2 separate regions of the Homo sapiens genome follow, and region 2 is linked to region 1. Evidence: chromatin loops called from intact Hi-C (ENCODE). Cell type or tissue: PC-3. All regions are shown on one strand. Each heading gives the region's core, and the rest is flanking DNA. Links, peaks and the distances in the headings are about the cores only. Region 1 overlaps FBXL13 (F-box and leucine rich repeat protein 13). Region 2 overlaps FAM185A (family with sequence similarity 185 member A).

What was found. Peaks named below come from ENCODE experiments on the same cell type or tissue, not always from the same donor. Only the 100,000 strongest peaks of a DNase experiment are listed, where the experiment ranks them.
Region 2: it touches region 1 in a loop (7-fold over the local background); 1 of 110 quality-filtered maps calls a loop at or near these places.

The regions. Positions count from the first base shown.
Region 1 is chr7:102,916,163-102,919,084 of GRCh38, forward strand. All of the region lies in intron 11 of FBXL13 (F-box and leucine rich repeat protein 13), which reads right to left. All of the region lies in intron 1 of LRRC17 (leucine rich repeat containing 17), which reads left to right. Among named protein-coding and RNA genes, the nearest start is that of LRRC17, 4.6 kb to the left of the region's middle. In PC-3, for the core only: a CTCF peak has its summit at 1,619; a DNase peak (open chromatin) is centred at 479.
Region 2 is chr7:102,790,966-102,793,887 of GRCh38, forward strand. The region is part of intron 7 of FAM185A (family with sequence similarity 185 member A); the gene reads left to right. Among named protein-coding and RNA genes, the nearest start is that of FAM185A, 43 kb to the left of the region's middle. In PC-3, for the core only: no CTCF peak of the experiment used is centred there; no DNase peak of the experiment used is centred there; H3K27ac peaks cover 747 bases.

The DNA.
Region 1 (2,922 bases), core at 234-2,733:
TTTTATTAGAGACAGGGTTTTACCATGTTGGCCAGACTGGTCTCAAACTCTTGACCTCAGGTGATCCGCCCACCTCGGCCTCCCAAAGTGCTGGGATTATAGGCATTAACCAGTGCAACTAGCCGAGATGAGTTTTTTATATCCCCCATTAAAATTCATGGAGCTCCTGAATTCTATCCCTGATCCTCTTGGGGGAATCCACTGCTCCCCAGCTAAGAACCTCTGGTTTAGATAAAAGAGGCTGTTCATTAGACTAAGTGACTCCTGGATTGAAAATCTCTGGATAGCTCTTTTCACAGTGGAACCTCATGGAACCATCAGTTTGAAGGCAAAGCTCAGGAATCTTGGGTGGCCCTGTAGGCCTTTCTAGGGATTTACAGTTCTGCAGACTTAAAGCTGCTAGGGACGGGAAAAGTGTCAGTTGACAGCAAAATCACAGGTGGCAAATTTTGTGCAATACTCATACTCTTTATTCTGAATTTTGGCAAAGACGCGTGTCCCCTACATGAGTAAGATCTGATTCATCATTTTCCCAGCCCAGAGAACACTTGGTAATTCTAATTCTGCTTTGAGGCAATGTTTACAGCTTGTTTTTATCTTTTTCTAATTATTTGATAACTGTTTCTTATGGGGGGGGGTGTGAGTCCTCTCTTTGTGATTTATTTATTTATTTTTCTGCTACCACTATAATCTTTAGAGAAATTACAATTCTTATAGAAACTACAAAGATTTTTTTTTCTCCTTTCTTTTGGGTTTTTTTCCATTAAAGAATTGAAGTCATTTGTGTTAAATTTCTAACACCTGAAGGACTTACTACTAAGATGAATGGAAAAGTATGTATTTAAATAAAAAATTCTCTGAAAAAAATCACCAAGACAAGGCCTACTCTGTAAAAGAGGGAATTTGCATGTGGATTCTTTTGAGTTGAGTGTTGGGCTCTCTGGTTTCACAGAGGCATTTCAAGTAATAGAATTCTGCAGAAAACCTAAATGGAGTGATCTGGCCTTCTATTTACAGGGTAGACCTTGAAGTTGTCCAGTCAAGACAACAGCTTACTTTGTCTGCCCCACTTTGATAGGCACTGGTGAGACTATAGATCATGATAGTTCCTGATAATAAGAAATTTCCAAGCCAATTGAAAGGTCAATTCATCTATATAAAAAACAATTGGATACTACTCCACTATAGCATTTAAGACTCAATTAAAGAGCAAAGATCATAATAGCTTTACTCAGCACTGTATGCCCAGAACACCTTGCACATACTAGTTGATCAATACATGGTGAACAAGTGAAAGAAGGTTGTTATTATAATTCAGGAAAAGGAAAAATCACTGCAGACTTCTGGTAGATGGCGAGACTTAAGGTGTGAAGGCTGTAGATTAGCCATGAGAAGGAGAAAGGCACTGCAGCTATAGAGAATGTGAAGCATGCAGCAATCAGATGACTGGAGTTAAGGGCTTCTCTTGGGAAACCTAGGCAGAGAAGTTTGGTTGGAGAATGTCAACGAAGAGTAAGGGAAGAACCTAGACCTTAAGCATGTCAAAGACATGATAGGAAGATTGTTCCAGGATGACACTTCTTGTAGCGTGAGATAGAACAGATTGAAGGGAGGAGAGACCAGAGGCAGCACCACCAGGATACTGTGCCAAATGAGGTGCTGAGAGTGCCACCTAGGTTGTGACAATAGGAATAAATAGAAAGTGTTTAGTTCCGGAAACATTTAGAGGCAACAAATTTCCTGGAATGGGCATGAGCTTTAGGCAGCCCTCATTTTCAACTTTAGAAAACTGAACAAGTCCCCAAAGAAGTGAGAAAAAATATTCAAATAAAAAGCTGGCAAATCATTGTTGCCAAGGACAAACAAATTACATTTTTCTCTTGGCAAGTACTTTTTTTGGAAAGAAATACTAAAAGCAATGAAGAGAGAATGACAGCAGAAACAACCAACATTTCTCTGCTTATTTACAGTTTCGAGAACATTTTTGCATACCCAAGCATATTTGAAACAATGGAAAATAGAGCAAAAACAGAGAATCATTATGAAATGTATTTTTATCATAGATAACTTAGTATACTTTTTTATATGGCAAAAAAATCAGTATCAAGTAGTATCTATTCTGAATATTCTCTCAATGGCAAGAACTAGAAGGAAGAGCCAAACAAAATTCTTATTTTGGGTCCTACTTTTCTATCTATTGCCTACTAAAGGTATAACTTCATTTGTAAAATAAATGTCCCTAAGAAGATATGCATAGCTGTCATATTACCTTCAATTTCTAAGGAGAAAAAAAGCCATTTCAATGTATGATTGAAAATAAATATGTTTTAAGTTAAAAAATAATTTGTAATGTGATATAAACTACACCCTGGGTCACACAGAGTGGATCATGCCTATAACCCCAGCACTTTGGGAAGCTGAAGCAAGAGGATTGCCTGAGGCCATGAGTTTGAGACCAGCCTGGGGAACATAGTGAGATCTTGTCTCTACAAAAGATTTTTCAAATTTAGCTGGATGTGCCCAGGAGTTTGAGGCTGCAGTGAGCTATCATCACACTATGTAGCTGGGTGTAGCCTGGGTGAAAGAGCAAGGCCCTGTCTATAAACAAAACAAAACAAAAAAATGGCTCCCAAATCATCTACTTTGTAAGTTCAGATTTTCACCAATGATTTATGGATTTTATAATACTCTTTTTCTATGTTTATGTACATACATACATGTACATATATTCATATATATACACATACACACATATACACACACACTTATATATCATAGTACAGAATGCCTAAAGAAAGAACTGAGTGGTATTCAATATTACAGGACTGGAGGATCTTAAGTAATTCCTGAAACAGTGTTAGAGAAACCTCAGGGACCTCCCACAGTGGTCACTGGAGCCAGCTTGCACAGCTCATGGGAGTT
Region 2 (2,922 bases), core at 265-2,764, 130 kb before region 1:
AGGAAAGGCAAACCAGAGAATACAGTACAGTGGGATCAATGTTATAAACGTATGTACATTGTACTGTGAGAACACAGGGGTGAGGAAGTGAGAGAAGTCAAATATGGCCAAAGTATAGAGAGTAAAGGGGAAAGTGGCATAAAAGTAGGCTGGAGAGTTTGGGAGAGGTCAGATCATATGGGACAGTTTGGATTTTATATTAAGAGCATTGGGAAGCCCTTGGAAGGTTTTAACTTGGGGTTCACATAATCAGATTTTTGTGTTAGAAAGATCACTCTGAATGTTGAGTGGGGATAGATGAGAAAGAACAATGGTGGATGAAGGAGAAAAAAACAACTTTTGCTTTTTAGGAGGTTACTGCAGTAATTCAGCAGAAGGAGTACAGGGGCCTGGACTCCATAGTGAGCTATCTTAAACTCAGCAAATAAATAGGCCTTCAGTAACTTTTGCTTGAATATAAAGACGAATGAATGCTATGAGGAAGATGCATGCTTACCTCATTGGTTATTATGAAGCGCCTTAGCCTATTGAGTTCTTTTTGTGTGTTACTTGTTATTATGGCTTATACTCCGGCCCCACCTCCTGAACCAGGAAGGGCCAAATCGCAGAATGATGAGTTTATTTCCTGTTCACAGTGGAAGAATCTAGGTACTGATCAAGCATCGTTTTGCAGAGTAGCACAGACTACCCTATGAGGTTGGTCCCCAGATGGATCTGTATGTTGTCTCTGATAGCAAATTAAATCCATTAAAGTAATAATGGACCTCAGGTGAAGAGAGCAGCAGTCTCTGGAGGGAGCTGTGAGTATGAACAGGTGATTGGGTTTAAGAGAAACTTCCATATTTCATTTTGGTTTTAAAACTGTTTGGTACCCAGTCAGCCACAGGCCTTATGTATCAACTGGATGAAATAATTTAAGAGGCCTAGAAAATCAGGGCAGATTGCTTTTTTCTGTGGAGATTTCCAATCTGAAACCAAATTTTGGAAATAATGAGCAGCTTTATATGTGAGCTATTATTATAGGCAGCTGAGCTCAGCTCATCTTGGCCTTCCTCATAGAGCCCATGAGGGATAAAAATAGAAATACTCTTATTGCTAAAAGCCTGGATTTTATCTGCAGCATGACTTCTGGATAATCTCTGCAAGAAGCCATGCCAGTAAAATTATTCCCTTAGGTTCCAGCTTCCCACAGGGTTTTGATGTGTCAGCTCTATAATTTTATTTGATTTCCTGCTCCATGGTTTCCTTTGCTATTGCTGTCACTGATAAATAACTCAGGTGTATAATTCCTACCATGATTTACACGTATTATGTGCTATTCTGAGGTCAAAAGGAAACCTGAGACTCTCAGGCTGAAACATTTACCTACTAAAAAGCTATGCACAAGTGTGTATTGGGGCTGCATTCTATAATCTTCATGAGAGTCTTGATTCTAAGTTTTGTCCTCTACCCATGTGTGGCAAATTTAACATGTTGTGAGTGGCTTAGGTAAGATGCTTCTAATAAGTTGGCTTCTCTATTAGGTTTTAGACTTGGTTCATCAACTTAGATATGAAACTTGACTGTGGTAAACATCAAGTCTCCAAGCCCAGGTATGCATGTTGTACAAAGTCCTTTGGTCTTTACAACTCCACAATTTAGATGTTTAAATGTTCAAAGAATATTAGAGGTAAAGTGCGTTGCCAGTGAACGGATTGGTGTTTGTCATTGTCTGGATAGTAGGGAAGCTAGCACTACTGGGTTTACCTCATTTTAGTAAAACTGGAAATATAAAGCATATACAACATAAATTCATTTGGGATAAAAATAAACCACCAAGTCAGAAAAGAGTTCTTAGCTTGTCTAAAGGACAGAGGGTAATAACATACAATGGAATTGTTATTTATAGTGGAATACTCGTTCATGGGTTGGAAGAGGTTGAAATGGGACTAAGCTCATAAGATGCCACTTTAAAAATCTAGAGACACTGTTTTCTCTCCAAATCGGGAAAAATCCAGTCTTTTGATATGACTAACTCTTGGAAATAGCTCTGATTTTAGAACCCACTAAAGTTTTTGGTTTTTCAAAGCTTAGAGCACATGAATTTGTCAGCAATGTATATATATTTCAGGACCAGATGGAAGAAATTCAATAACAGAATGAAGAATGCTCTAAGGCTTATAGGTATCTGCTTAAAAATACTTTGACAGGGAGTTAATGTAGGAACTGTTTTCACGTCATAGTGCTTTTATGGTGTTTTTTTTTTGTTGTTGTTGTTGTTTTTTGAGACGGAGTCTCTCTCTATCACCCAGGCTGGAGTGCAGTGGCACCATCTCGGCTCACTGCAACCTCTGCCTCCCGGGTTCCAGGGGTTCTTCTGCCTCAGCCTCCTGAGTAGCTGGGACTACAGGCGCCCGCCACCATGCCCGGCTAATTTTTGTATTTTTAGTAGAGACAGGGTTTCACCATATTGGCCAGGCTGGTCTCACCTCCTGACCTCGTGATCCGCCCACCTCGGCCTCCCAAAGTGCTGGGATTACAGGCGTGAGCCACTGCATCCGGCCGCTTTTATGGTGTTTTTATTTCCCCACCTTTTTGTTAAAGAATAAGATCTTGAGAGTATCATGGGTAATCAGATGTCAATGTTGTTAATGTTTGCCCCAAAAAAGAAGATCAGGTTTTCTTTCCATTCATCTGCAAACTTTATCTGTAAACACCATATAGTAAATATGTTAGACTTAGCAGATTACATATGGACTCTGTTGCATATATTTTTTTGTTTTTAAATAACCCTTTAAAAATGTAAAAGCCCGGCCGGGCACGGTCGCTCACGCCTGTAATCCCAGCACTTTGGGAAGCCGAGGTGGGTGGATCACCTAAGGTCAGGAGTTAGAGACCAGCCTGGCCAACATGGCGAAACCCTGTCTCTACTAAACATACAAA